2 separate regions of the Homo sapiens genome follow, and region 2 is linked to region 1. Evidence: chromatin contacts called from ENCODE Hi-C or POLR2A ChIA-PET data. All regions are on one chromosome and are shown on one strand. Each heading gives the region's core, a stretch centred on a gene start or an enhancer-like site at or near the end of the contact. The rest is flanking DNA. Distances are from core to core; before and after follow the strand shown. Region 1 overlaps SETBP1 (SET binding protein 1). Region 2 overlaps SETBP1 (SET binding protein 1).

Region 1 (5,805 bases), core at 419-2,918:
GTCCATTGCTGGTCAGTTGTCGTGGGGATACTGTATGCAAACTGAAAAGTGTCACTGAGAAAATTTCTTTATTCTTTTGCAGCTCCTCACAGCCAGTGACCTTGCAGCCAGTGACCTCAAAGGATTTCAGCCACAGGTAAGTTCCACTGATGCTTTTAAGAAGTTTGGAAGAGTAAAATGATCCAGAGTTTGGTTGTCAACAAGCACCTTTGGGGCCAGGACAGAAACCCGAACCTTGGATTTCTAGCTTCTTTCCCTAGCTAACTGACAATGACCTGGTGGCTTGCTCTCCTCCTCCAGCTCCTCTCATTCTAGCATGGACAAAACCACCTCTTTCTGCTCTTTCGTTCCTAATATTCTATAGGAGAAAAATATATAGAGATCAAGATGCTCGGAATGTTAAGTGTTGGGGATTCAGCTTAGGAAAGGGTTAAACCAATGGCGGCAGAGGGTGGGTTGGGTTTGGGGTTCTCCCCTGCATTTCTCTCTTTTTGGACAGGACACTCGCATGTCTGTAATCTTTGCGGCAAATGCCTCCTAGTCAAGGCCTGATAGCCAAGTTAATCTCAGACTCCTGCAGAGGCAGACAGTTGAGGTTTGCTGATCTTGGTCAGGAAATGGGCCACTGTTATCTCTGGCCAGAGTGGTGTTTGGAGGTTACTATGGGCAAACTGTGTGAGGATGTAGGCAAGGGCTTTCTGGAGACTTTTTTGCAGGGGTGAAAATGGACATCATCCTGCCTGTCTCTGGAAAAGGAGTCCACACAAAGACACATACACACAAATCTCAGCTATACAAAAGCCCTTGTGTGCTCACATAGAGCCTGGTGTAGTTAGAACATGTACATAAAGAAAGATCAATCCAAAGGTGATCATTAAGGGACTTGGCCCCTGCCGCTGTCCCCCTTGCAAAATGAAACTTTCTGTCACCCTTCAACTCAGTGCCTGCCTCAAGGTCTCACAGTGCTGTACCTTTGTGGGAAAATAAATTATAGCTAACGGCAGCGAACTTCCAGGGGTCGAGCAAATATGTTTCTAATTGCAGGAATTTCATGTATTTGGGCACGTTTTCTTCTTTAAAGGTGTTTCACATCCAGGAGCCCACTGCACCCTCCCTACCCTTCTCCCATGTGAGCCACATCCTGTGCGCACCCTCTCACTGCTGAGGAACCTGAGGACCCAGTCCTGATGCACAGTGGCCCCAGATCACACAGAGAGCTAGGAACAGGTGACAGTGGGAGGCTAGAGGAAGAGAATTAACAGAATCAAGGGCCCTGTTGGTGAGAATCAAAGATAGATTCGCACACCAGTGTGGGGTGTTGTCATCTCACCTTGTTAATCCTCCTGTCTGGAAAGTAGTGAGTTTTTAGACAGAGATGGCCAGTAAGCCTTTTTTGTCAACCACTGAAAACCTTTAATTAATTACTTTTTCACATATTTACACAAACTTCCAGTTGGGCTAAGGGAATGTGAAACAAAAACAAAAGAAAATCAACATTTACCGCCTACCCCACCCACCTCCACACCTACACTCATACATGGTGGCAATTCCAGGTAAATATTTTGTTTTAATCTGAAAATTTATAACATTAAAGGAAATTGTGTGGTGCTGTTTTACTGCTTGAAAAGGACACCCGGTAGAGACTGAGTTTATTGGAGTTGTGTGTGTGCGCGTGGTTTTGGCATGGTTTCCTTCGGAGCTGAACACGTTCTCTCCGTGTTTGTTGACCTACACTTTTAGATATTAGATTTAAACTAATAGAGCAAACTTTCCAGTGAAGGAGAAGTTAGCTATATTTGAGGTTCGTGCATAACATTTGAGGGCATTATCCTAGAAAGGCAGCTTCCAGCCTCCCCCACAACCAGCCCCACAGCTTCCAGTGCAGATGGCTCGCTCCTCTGGTTCTGTTCAGCCCTTCCATGTTATTCCATTTGCGTGTCATCACCCTGAGGCAAGAAACATAAATGCCTATTTTTCACTCCTCAGGATGCCTGTTCTTGAGGCCAGGAAGTCCTGGGAAACTGGTGGCCAGGGTGTAATGCCCAGATCAAAGTTAATTCTCTAGTGAAAGGCCCAGATGTGTCTCGGGTCAACAGCATCCTTTTGGGTGCTTTTTAAAACAGAAATAGAAAGCTGTCCACAGGCATTGCACTGCCCCCTCCAGCCCCACTGCACCAAACTGCTGGCTTCTGTTGTTATTTTTCCCCTTCTCTCTTTGGGTTTCAGATGAAACTGAGTCCCACACAATAATGCATGGGTGTGTTCCCCTCCAAGACCCATCATTGACTGTCAGGAGGGGACTCACTGAGGACCCCTCCCAGGGATAACTATCTGTCCTCTCAGCTTTTGCATGGTGCCCACTTACCACTTGAATGTAGAGGTTTTCTGTTTGTTTTTCTTGATGCCTGTTCCTGCTTTAGACTCTTAAGGAAGATAGTTACAAAATCTTTGATGATTTTGAAAGTGTGTAGAGTAGTGACTGTATTGAGCTGGCTTTTCTGTTGATTTGTCTCTGTCTTCTCTCTGCTTCCAGATAGAGAAGAGGAAGGTAAGGAAGTGATTACCTACCTTTCTCCCCATGGTTATTGGTTACTAAAAATGCGATGTTCATTCCTGGAAATAAACACATGACTTTTCAGGTTGAGCCTGAAAGCCCGTGTTTTCTAGGGTATTGTGTTTTAGCAGGTGGTGATCTCCCCAGAGGCTGGTGAGCCTGGCCTCCGGGCCACAGGGTAGAGCTTCTTCTAGAGTCAGGCCTGGTGCTGGTAGGCGGTACTATTCTCAGCAAGTTTTAAAGGCACAGATGGAAAAGCTTCTGAAATTCACACCTAACCCACCCTGACTCTTCTACCTCCAAACACATCTCCTTTTACCTTCTAACATCCTGTTCTTGCCTTTTGAAGCAACAGACACACTTGAGTACCCTCCTTTCTAAGTCTTTGGGTTACTGGAAATGAGAACCCTCACTTCTTTTGTCTGTCTGGTCCCCTGCATTCCTAAGAGGAATAAGAGCTGACATCTAATTTTCTTTAGTAAAAGCCCAAAAACCATATGCTTTCCTCTGCATTTTTCTTTTATGCTTTTTTCCCTCTAATATAAAAGTTGTAAGTGTCCATTGTAGAAATTTGGAATATACAGAAAACCATCAGAAAGAAAATACCCTATCATTTCACCTCAGAATCATACACAATGACATTTTGGGGTATAGTCTTCCGATCTTTGTTCTACATAGACACACACATCTGTTTTTTTTTAATGGTAATATTTTATATGCTTTTTTGTTACCTTATTTTTTGTTGGTTTGCATGCTTTCCACAACACTGGAAAATCCAGCAGCTAGCCATGCTTGCACTAGTTGTTAGTACCATCATTCATTTACTACCCCCTCTTGCTGGACAACCCATTCCTTTTGCAGGCTGAGATCTCCAGGAGCAATCCAAGGCAAACGCTGGCATCCAGTGCCTTCATCCAGGATGCAAAGAGCATTCAAGGCTTCTTGGCATTTATTTATTTACTTTTATTTCTCAGTTCCTACAAGAATGTGCAGGCTGCTTAAACTTTGCAGTAAAGTGCCTGTGGGTGATGCCCACGTGCTTGTGCACATGCTTACGAGGTGGGGGAATGTGGTAAGGAAATAGCCATAGCATGGGCACCATATTCAGACTCAGGTCCTGCATGCCCAGCCACAGTGGTGGAACAGTGATGTGACAACGAACGTCCACCACAGAGGAAAGCACAGACTAAAGGATTTGGTCCTCACCTGCTACATAAACCCTCTGTTGTCTCAGAGAATAGGATACTTCCTTTAGGCAAAATGGAGTATTATTTCAAGTGTGGGGCAAGTGTAATGGCCACCTATGAAGGGTGGCTGTTTTTAATGAGTTTCTAAAATGTCAATTGCTACTATGGTCAAGGGCATGCTGTGGTGGAAGATAAGAAGAGAGTAAACAAGAACACATAGGAAAACATGTTTTAGTGCAGAGAAAACAGAACTTTCACTCACTTAGTTGCCATTTCATTCAACAGGCATCCATGGAAGACCTTTCTGTAGGGCTCCCAGCTATACACAGACCCTTCCCCAGATGTTGACAATTCTGAAATGTTCTGCCACCAATATTAGCTTTGTGACCCTGACGAAGTTACCTAATGTCTTTGATCTTGATTTACCTTATTAAGCAAAGGAGTTGTGCAGCTTATTTCACAGAGAGTATGGGCATTGATGAGACAATGCATGTGAAAGTAGCATTGTATGCCTGAAATGCACAGTGAGGTATTGTTTCTTCCATTAGAGAAGTGCAGAATAAATTAATTGAAAATTCAAATGTAGAAGAAATTATATGTCTATGGAACAAGCAGGGAGGTCGTCCCGGCAGAGGTGGTGTTGTACCTGGGCCAGGATGGGTGAGAAAAAAGTGAGGCAGTGGACTTATTCCAGAGCAGGGGAAGCATGGAGGAAGGCTAAGACAACAATGGCGATGCTTAGGTACATCTGGAGGCTTGGTGTGGTTTAATTGTGGAGCCTCAGAGGAGAGCATCGTGGGAAATTATTTGCAAATTAAAGTGGGGCCAAATTTCAGGTCTTAAAGGTCTGGAAAATGAAATAATAGGTTTTTTTAAAGTCTGAAAAATAAATTAGGCTTAAAAATTAACTATGACTGAAGTTTTCATACTTACACAAAAGTTAGCATAATAATATAATAAACCCATGTACCTGTTACCCAGTTTCAATGGTATACTGCTAAAAAAGCCCACATTTGTAGCATCTGCTAATTTCTGTTGTGTAAATATCTCCATCATGACCAATTTTAAGCTACCAGTGGTTTAGCAACCTGTTGGCAAAGTCTTTGACAGTCAGCTCTGCACCCCAGCGTGCCACTGGGATAGCTTCCACAATTGTTACCATTTTCCAAACTTGTCTATACTCTCATCTACTTTGGTTTTTAATTTTAATTATTTGGGGGTATACTTTAAAACAAATCCCAGTCATCATGTTATTTCACTAATAAAAAATTTAATTAACTTATCTAACAAATAAGGGCTTTTATAGAACAATCACAATGCCATTATCACATCTATCAAAATTACCAGTAATTTTTAAATGTTTTCGAATACTCAGTCCATATTCAGACTTTTCTGATCATTTTTAATATGTCATGTTTTAGTTGATTTGTCTGAATCAGGAAACAGAATTTGGATTTTTGGAATCCATCTGAAGACAATGGGAGGCATTGAAAGTTTGAGGGCAGAGAAGAGTCAGAACTGTGATAGATGAAGGTTCCTCAATGGGTAGAAGGCGTGATGAAACCAAGAGGGCATCAAGCACTCAGCCTGTGCTGTTGGTCCATACAAGGAGTAGGGGGGAATGAAGGTGGGCTGAGGACCGTGGGGGTATCACAGAGGAGATGAATGCCAAAAAGTTTGGTGGCAGAATTAGTGGACCAGCAGCTTCTCAGTAGCTAGAGAATTTGGGATGCTGTTAACCAAAGTGAGGGCCCACGAGAAGTGCAGTGTTCATTCCTGGAGGAAGAACGATTAAGTGTTCAGAGGAGGAAGGCTCAGTCCTGTTCAAATGAACTGTTACTCCACTTTCCTTAGTCCCCACAATTAGTCCTACTCAGAGATCATCAGAGGACACAACCATCTGCAGAACAATCCTGGGTTCCATGAGTCCTCAACCAGAAGTTTTAATGCCAAACCCCAAAGTATTCTGTGAGGAGAAGCTGCTTTTTAGGAAGGTATGACTGTGGAGTTTCTGCATAGAGAGAAATCCTGGCTGTGCTTATCTCCCAACAGAAAAGGAAGGCT
Region 2 (6,472 bases), core at 1,904-4,403, 39 kb after region 1:
TCTTGGAACTTAAGTGATTAAGAGGAGCCTGAAACACCAGAATTGTGGTATTGTGGACAACTCTGTAGAAAGCTCCAGGAAAGAAACTAGGGGCTATCCTTTTTCTCTTCTGATAGTAGTCCTAGCAGCCACTAAAGTGACTAGCACCTACTCTGTTTGTCCTTAGTGTTTGTGTGTTCTTAGTACCTTTTGGTGTAGCTAGTACAAGTGAGAATCAAAGGGAGAAAATATCCAGCAAAGATAAAATTTTAGACAAACCATTCCTCATAGCTCACTTTCGTCAGGAGAGAAACTGACAAGGCACAGAAAAAAATGTCCTCCTCTCTTTTAAGAAGAAAAACATTCAATATTCAGTAATAGGAACTGTCCTAAATTGAGTCAGGAACTACAATTTGACTAGATTAATTTTATGTGTTTATTTGTTTGTAGCCCTCCCTTGTTCTGGAAGGTATATTAAATGACTTAAAGGACAAAACTCAACAAGGGAGGAGAAATAAAGAAAACACAACAGAAGAAATCAAAGGTGGGGATATAAATGCACTCAAGAAGAGGACTAGACTAGTTTAAGTAATCTTGTTTTGGTGGTCATGCTCATAATTGTATGACCTTGATAATGCTCTTAAACCCTTTTTTGTTTGTTTGTTTTTACTAGCAGCTTTAAAAAGGTATGACTACATGCCATAATATTCATCTTTTAAAAAGATACAAAATAGTGATTTTTAGTATATTTGCAGATTTGTGCAATCAGTATTACTTTCTAATTCCAGATCATTTTCATCACCCCACAAAATAAATCCTGTACCCATTAGCAGTTACACCCCATTTTCTTTCTATAGTTCCTGGCAACTACTAACTTACTTTCTGTTCCCATACATTTGCCTTTTCTAGATGTAATCAAACAATAGGTGGCTTCTTTTATTTGGCTTCTTTCACTTAGCATAGTATTTTTAAGGTTTAGCCATGCTGTAGGATGTATTGATACTTTGTTCTTTTTATGGCTGAATAATATTCCATCATATGGATATATTCTATTTTGTTTATCCATTCAATAGCTGATAGACATTCTGGTTGGTTCTACTTTTTGGTTATTGTAACTAATGCTGCTATGAACATTTATGTAGAAGTTTTTGCATGAACATATGTTTTCAGTTCTCTTGGGTATATACTTAGGAGCAGAATTTTGGGATATGTGGTAATTTTACACTTAACTTTTTGAAAAAATTTCCAAACTGTTTTCCAAAGCAGTTGCACCATTGTATATGCTCAGTAATAATATATGAGGATTCAAATTTCTCTGTGTTCCTACCAACATTTTCTGTCGTCCATCTGTTTTATTATGGCCACCCTAGAAGGTATGAAGTGGCATCGCATTGTGATTTTGATTTGCATTTTCCTAATTGCTGATGATGTTGATCATCTTTTCCTGTGCTTCTGGCCATATGTATATTTTTTGGAAAAGAAATATCTATCCAAATCTTTGCCCATTTTTCAACTGGGTTGTCTTTTTATTGTTGTATAGGGCTTCCTTATGTGTTCTGGATAGAAGTCTTTATCAGATATGTGACTTGCAAAATTTTCCTTTTATTGTATGAGGTGTCTTTTCACTTTCATGCCAGTGACCTTCGAAGCATAACTTTTTATTAAGTTTAATTTATTATTTTTCTTGTTCCTCATGCTTTGGTGTCATATCTGGGGAGGGTTTGCCTAACCAAAGGTCAAAAAATATACTCATGTTTTCTTCTAAGAAATTGATAGCTTTAGCTCTTGCCTTTAGGTTTATGATCCACTTTGAATTTATTTGGTGTATTGTAGAAAGCAGGGCTCCAGCTCTTCTTCTTCCTCCTCCTCCTTCTTTTTTATTTTTTATTTTTTTTTTGAGACAGAGTCTTGCTCTGACACCTGGGCTGGAGTGCAGTGGCGTGATCTCAGCTTACTGCAACCTCCGCCTCCCGGGTTCAAGTGATTCTCCTGCCTCAGCCTCTTGAGTAGCTGGGATTACAGGCGCCCACCACCATGCTCATCTAATTTTTGTATTTTTAGTGGAGACAGGGTTTCACCAACTTGGCCAGGCTGGTCTTGAACTCCTCACGTCGCCACCTCGGCCTCCCAAAGTGCTGGGATTACAGGTGTGAGCCACCACACCTGGCCCCTCCTCCTTTTCTTCTTTCTCCTTCTCCTTCTTCTTCTCCACTTTCTTCTTTTGCATGTGTATATCAGCTTTTCCCAGCACTATTTATTTATTGAAAAGACTTATTCCCCATTATATTATATTAGCACCCATGTCAAAAGTCAATGAGCAATAAGTATCAGGGTTTATTTCTGGACAATCAGTTCTGTTCTATTGATTTATATGTCTTTTCTTATGCCAGTGTCACACTCTTGACTGCAATAGCTTTGTAGAAATTTTAAAATTGGGAAGTGTGAGTCCTCCAACCTTGTTCTTTTTCAAGATTGTTTTGGCTATTCTAGGTCCATGGCATTTCAATATGAATTTTAGGGTCAACTTGTCAATATCTGTAGAAAGGCTCTCCTAGATTTGTTAATGCTCTCCTAGATTTGCTAAGCCTCAATTTTCTCACGTATTTAAAAAGATTGGTAATTCATGTCCTGTAGAGTACTTGTGAAGCCCCCCAAAATATAACTCTGCTTTAAATGTTTAAAATACTAATTTCAAATCCACATTTTATATTGTTTATCTCATTTTATAAAATTCAACCAATTTTAATCCTCATTTTCAGAAAAATATATTTTTGCCATATTTATTAACCTAGCATTGTCATCATCACACCTCTGGACTCACTGAAAACTGTGACCTTTCCCAGCTTACACAAGGACCAGATTGGTTCTACTGCCAGGTACCTGTGTTAGAATTGAAGAATTCTAGATGTGTAAAGGAAAATGGCCTCACCTACCTTAAGGTGGGATGTGGTTACTCTCAGAAAGGTGAGAAGGAAGGAGCAATTGAAAGGAAGGATGAGTAAGGAGAAATGGGGAACTTCTTTAACTGCTGGCAGTGTGTAGAGAATTAGACTGAAAGTGGCTTGTCTTCAGAGGCTGGTATCTGGAGGGCAAGGCCGAGGAGAAAATGTGTTCCTGCTTGCTACTCCACCTCTAGCTGGAAAGCCCCATTATTTGAATGGACCAGAATCCAGTAATCCAGTTTGTAGGTGTCTGCTCGGCTGTCATTTGTTCTCCTGGCTGACTGCAAATATAACTCAGAGTGATGAAGATTACAAGGAAGAGTATCTTGGCCAAGGTCCAAGGCTCTGAGGTTTTCTCATTCAGTCTGTCCTCTGAACTTAGGAGGGAGTATCGTACCAATTCTGCTGCTAGGCTCAGAGTAGTCTAAAGCAGAAAGCAATCAAACCACAGCTTTTTCTCTTCTCCTGTCCCAACTATTTATAGTAACCGATGCTACTGTCACAGTTATCTTAGCTCACGTTCACTGAAAGTAAGACCTTATGCTATGCATTACCTTCATATGAAGTCAGCACAGTTATTATTATCCTGATTCTACAGATGACAAAACCAAGGCACAGACAGGTTATGTATTTTGTCAAAATTATAAATATTTAAAGGGGAGTATGTCCAGGATTGATCCGAGACGTACCATGCTATACCATGTCAACCCTCTTCTGTTTCTTGTCTCTGTAGCTCAAATAGCATTTTCTCAATTTGGCTATACTTGGAGAATCACAGAATTAGCTTACAACCCTCAGGAATTAAGACTCTTAAGAGCAGTGGCCTAATTTCATTTCTTCAAGGAAGCACCTTCCAAGATTCCGTAGATTACACTATGGTTTCTTGTCTATGAATTCCTATTGCATTCTTTCAAGAAGTCAGCACCTGAGTCCATAACTATCGGATGGGTGTTTCTGAAGGCTGAGAACTGCCCGCCGTCTGGGTTACTGGCATCATTGACAATGCCGAGACATGCCTCTTCCTCTCTGAGATTGTTGTTAACTGGAGCAGGAGGTTCTCACTAAAAACATGCCGACTCCCTCCTATGGCCTTCATGATGTAACCATCATACACATTGCTGCTGTTCTATAATAATAGGTCACCATTCAGGGACAAACAGCAATGACTGACTCATTCAAGAGATGGCGAAGGGGTGAGCGGAGGGATGACCAGGTAAAGAAAGGTGTTTTTTAGCATTTTTCCTTACCTCAGAGCTCCATTGAAACCAAATCTGGATTGACCTGATTTTCCAAACCTTTATGTCTTTGATGGAGTCAGGAAGATGAAAGAAGCTGTTGTCTGTACAACCTATTTCCCCTTCTGTGAGTTGAACTGAATTGAAACTGCTCCATGTTTATCAAAGATCAGGCAAAGATATGAGCAATGTCCTGATGTCAGTGATACGGGCCAGTGTCCTGCCCATGGTCAGCATCCTGGGTCTCCATTATTGGAAGGCCTTAACATCTTCATGAGCAACCCTTTTCTTCCCCCAGAGGAAACTAAATTTCTTGCCCTGTCATACTAAAAACCTAGAGGGGGTTTTATCTATTTTACTTTGTTTTGTAAGCGTACATAAGAACTCCTGATTTCATTTTATGTTGTTAATAGTGGGTAGGGTTGTTTCTACTTTTAGCTCTCCTCTAGTGCCTCCCCACAGGGAAATCAGCCTCTGGTCCCTCCATGTGTTCAAGTGTACAGGCCTCTGGTTGCCCCCTGCCCCTCACACCCTTTTCATCCACCCTACATTATTCTAACTTGCCACTCTCTGAAGTTATGGAAGGTGAAGGCCAGGGAAATTGTGGGTATCAATATAGGACTTTGATTTTCATACCCCCTTGTGTATGTACATGCATTAGTGCTGTGTAACACAGGCTGTAATTTCTTTGGGAAAGAAAGGAAAAGTGAGAAACAGTTTCCATAAAATAAAAAGACCATTGGACCTGGCTCAAATTTGGAGTGGGGGAGGGAGGATCCCTTACCTGAAAATGTTGTATCTGTGATGAGTCATCTTGGTCTAATATGATTACCCTCATTTTCTATGGTGTATCTTTAGCTCTTTGAGGCTTCTATTATTGAAATACTACTAGCTCCATAAGTGGAACCTGTCTTAGAGTATATAACTGAGAGAGAATTTATATTAGGTTGGTGCAAATGTAATTGTGGGGTTTGTCATTACTTTTCGTTGCAAAAACAGCGATTACTTTTGCACCAACCTATAATTGAAAAGGTCCTTAGAAATCCACTACTCTGGTTCTTCGTCCTGCAAATGATATTCTCCAATAAGAGGAACTGAAATGACCTCCAAAGTCACTCAACAGCGTTCACATTAGAACCCAAAAAGCCAAAATCCTGATGCCCTGATTCTGCTGCCTACCAGCCACCTGTCTCCAGTTGAATAGCATTTTATCCAAGTTATAGAAAAGATGGCCACCCTCTGGGTGTCTCACCATTAGGTGATAATGTTCTCCTCACTCTGCTTTGTCTGCTTAAATTGTACTACAGGTCTAGCCCTGCCAAACCTCACCCAGGGAGCCCTCTGAGCTCTCCAATGAAATCGTTCATCAGAAAGGTCCTGCTCTATATGCTATTCACCACCCCATACCTGTTCCCTAATAGACATTCAACCCATATTTACCAGCACTTGACTACATGCCAGGGACAGGGACAAACATTGTGGAGGAGGCACAGATGTGTAAGCCTTCGTATTTACCATTAAGGAACTTCAACAGTAGTGGAAGAGAGAAGGTACAAACGTGTGTGCTCCTGCATACACACACCCACACACACACACACACATAGGCACAAACTTCAAGGCAGTAGGTGACAATTAATATATAACAGATATAACGAAAATGCTAGTGGTTTTGGAGGAGAAGTGAGAACCTCCAGCAGGGGTGAGAAGATGGAGTCTGTTTCTGAGGGAAGTGGCATTGAACTTTCCTTTTAAGTGTAGCTCAGGTTTATTATAAGAGTCTTTTTCTAGATGATCTAGTCTTTTTCTAGATCAAACATTTATTATTTGATAAATGTTGGGTTTTGACTCGACTAAACATGAAAGTTTTCAAGTAGAAAGACCATGTTCAAGGCATATAATGATAGCTCAATTGATGTTTGTTTTGGAAGTGCTGAATTTTACTTGATTCTCCTAGAACTTGTAGCAATATCATCCAAGGAATGATGAAATTTAATTAAGTTGAGTCTGTAGAGGACCATATATGTTGTGAAATAAATGCTACTGATTGCCTTCCTTCTCAAAGCCCACTTTATTTCTTGATGCTCACTGAGCACACCTGTCTACATATTTTAAGGAAACTTTTTGTTTTTTTTGTTTGTTTGTTTTTGTTTTTTTTGAGACAGAGTCTGGCTGCCTCAGCCTCCCAAGTAGCTGGGACTACAGGCACCTGCCACCATGCCCGGCTAATTTTTTGTATTTTTAGTAGAGAAGGGGTTTCATCGTGTTTGCCAGGATGGTCTCCATCTCCTGACCTGGTGATCCACCCACCTCAGCCTC

What was found. A loop is a pair of places that touch in the nucleus more often than their neighbours do. ChIA-PET counts read pairs that join two places held with the same protein, here RNA polymerase II (POLR2A). Pooled maps may share reads with other maps.
Region 2: a loop to region 1 is called in a pooled map, with 2.9 times the contacts of the local background. The contact joins two enhancer-like sites. A Hi-C loop is called at or near these places in 1 of 50 pooled maps. POLR2A ChIA-PET finds 5 or more read pairs at or near these places in 3 of 52 experiments (GM12878, HEK293T and activated B cell).

Annotation. Positions count from the first base shown.
Region 1 is chr18:44,869,148-44,874,952 of GRCh38, forward strand. SETBP1 (SET binding protein 1) reads left to right here. Exons shown (of 6, transcript NM_015559.3): 3 at 83-136. Among named protein-coding and RNA genes, the nearest start is that of MIR4319, 98 kb to the right of the region's middle. Within about 2 kb of position 1,669, at least 2 of the 41 ENCODE cell types and tissues checked have a DNase peak (open chromatin) inside an H3K27ac peak, as active enhancers do.
Region 2 is chr18:44,906,203-44,912,674 of GRCh38, forward strand. All of the region lies in intron 3 of SETBP1 (SET binding protein 1), which reads left to right. Among named protein-coding and RNA genes, the nearest start is that of MIR4319, 61 kb to the right of the region's middle. Within about 2 kb of position 3,154, at least 2 of the 41 ENCODE cell types and tissues checked have a DNase peak (open chromatin) inside an H3K27ac peak, as active enhancers do.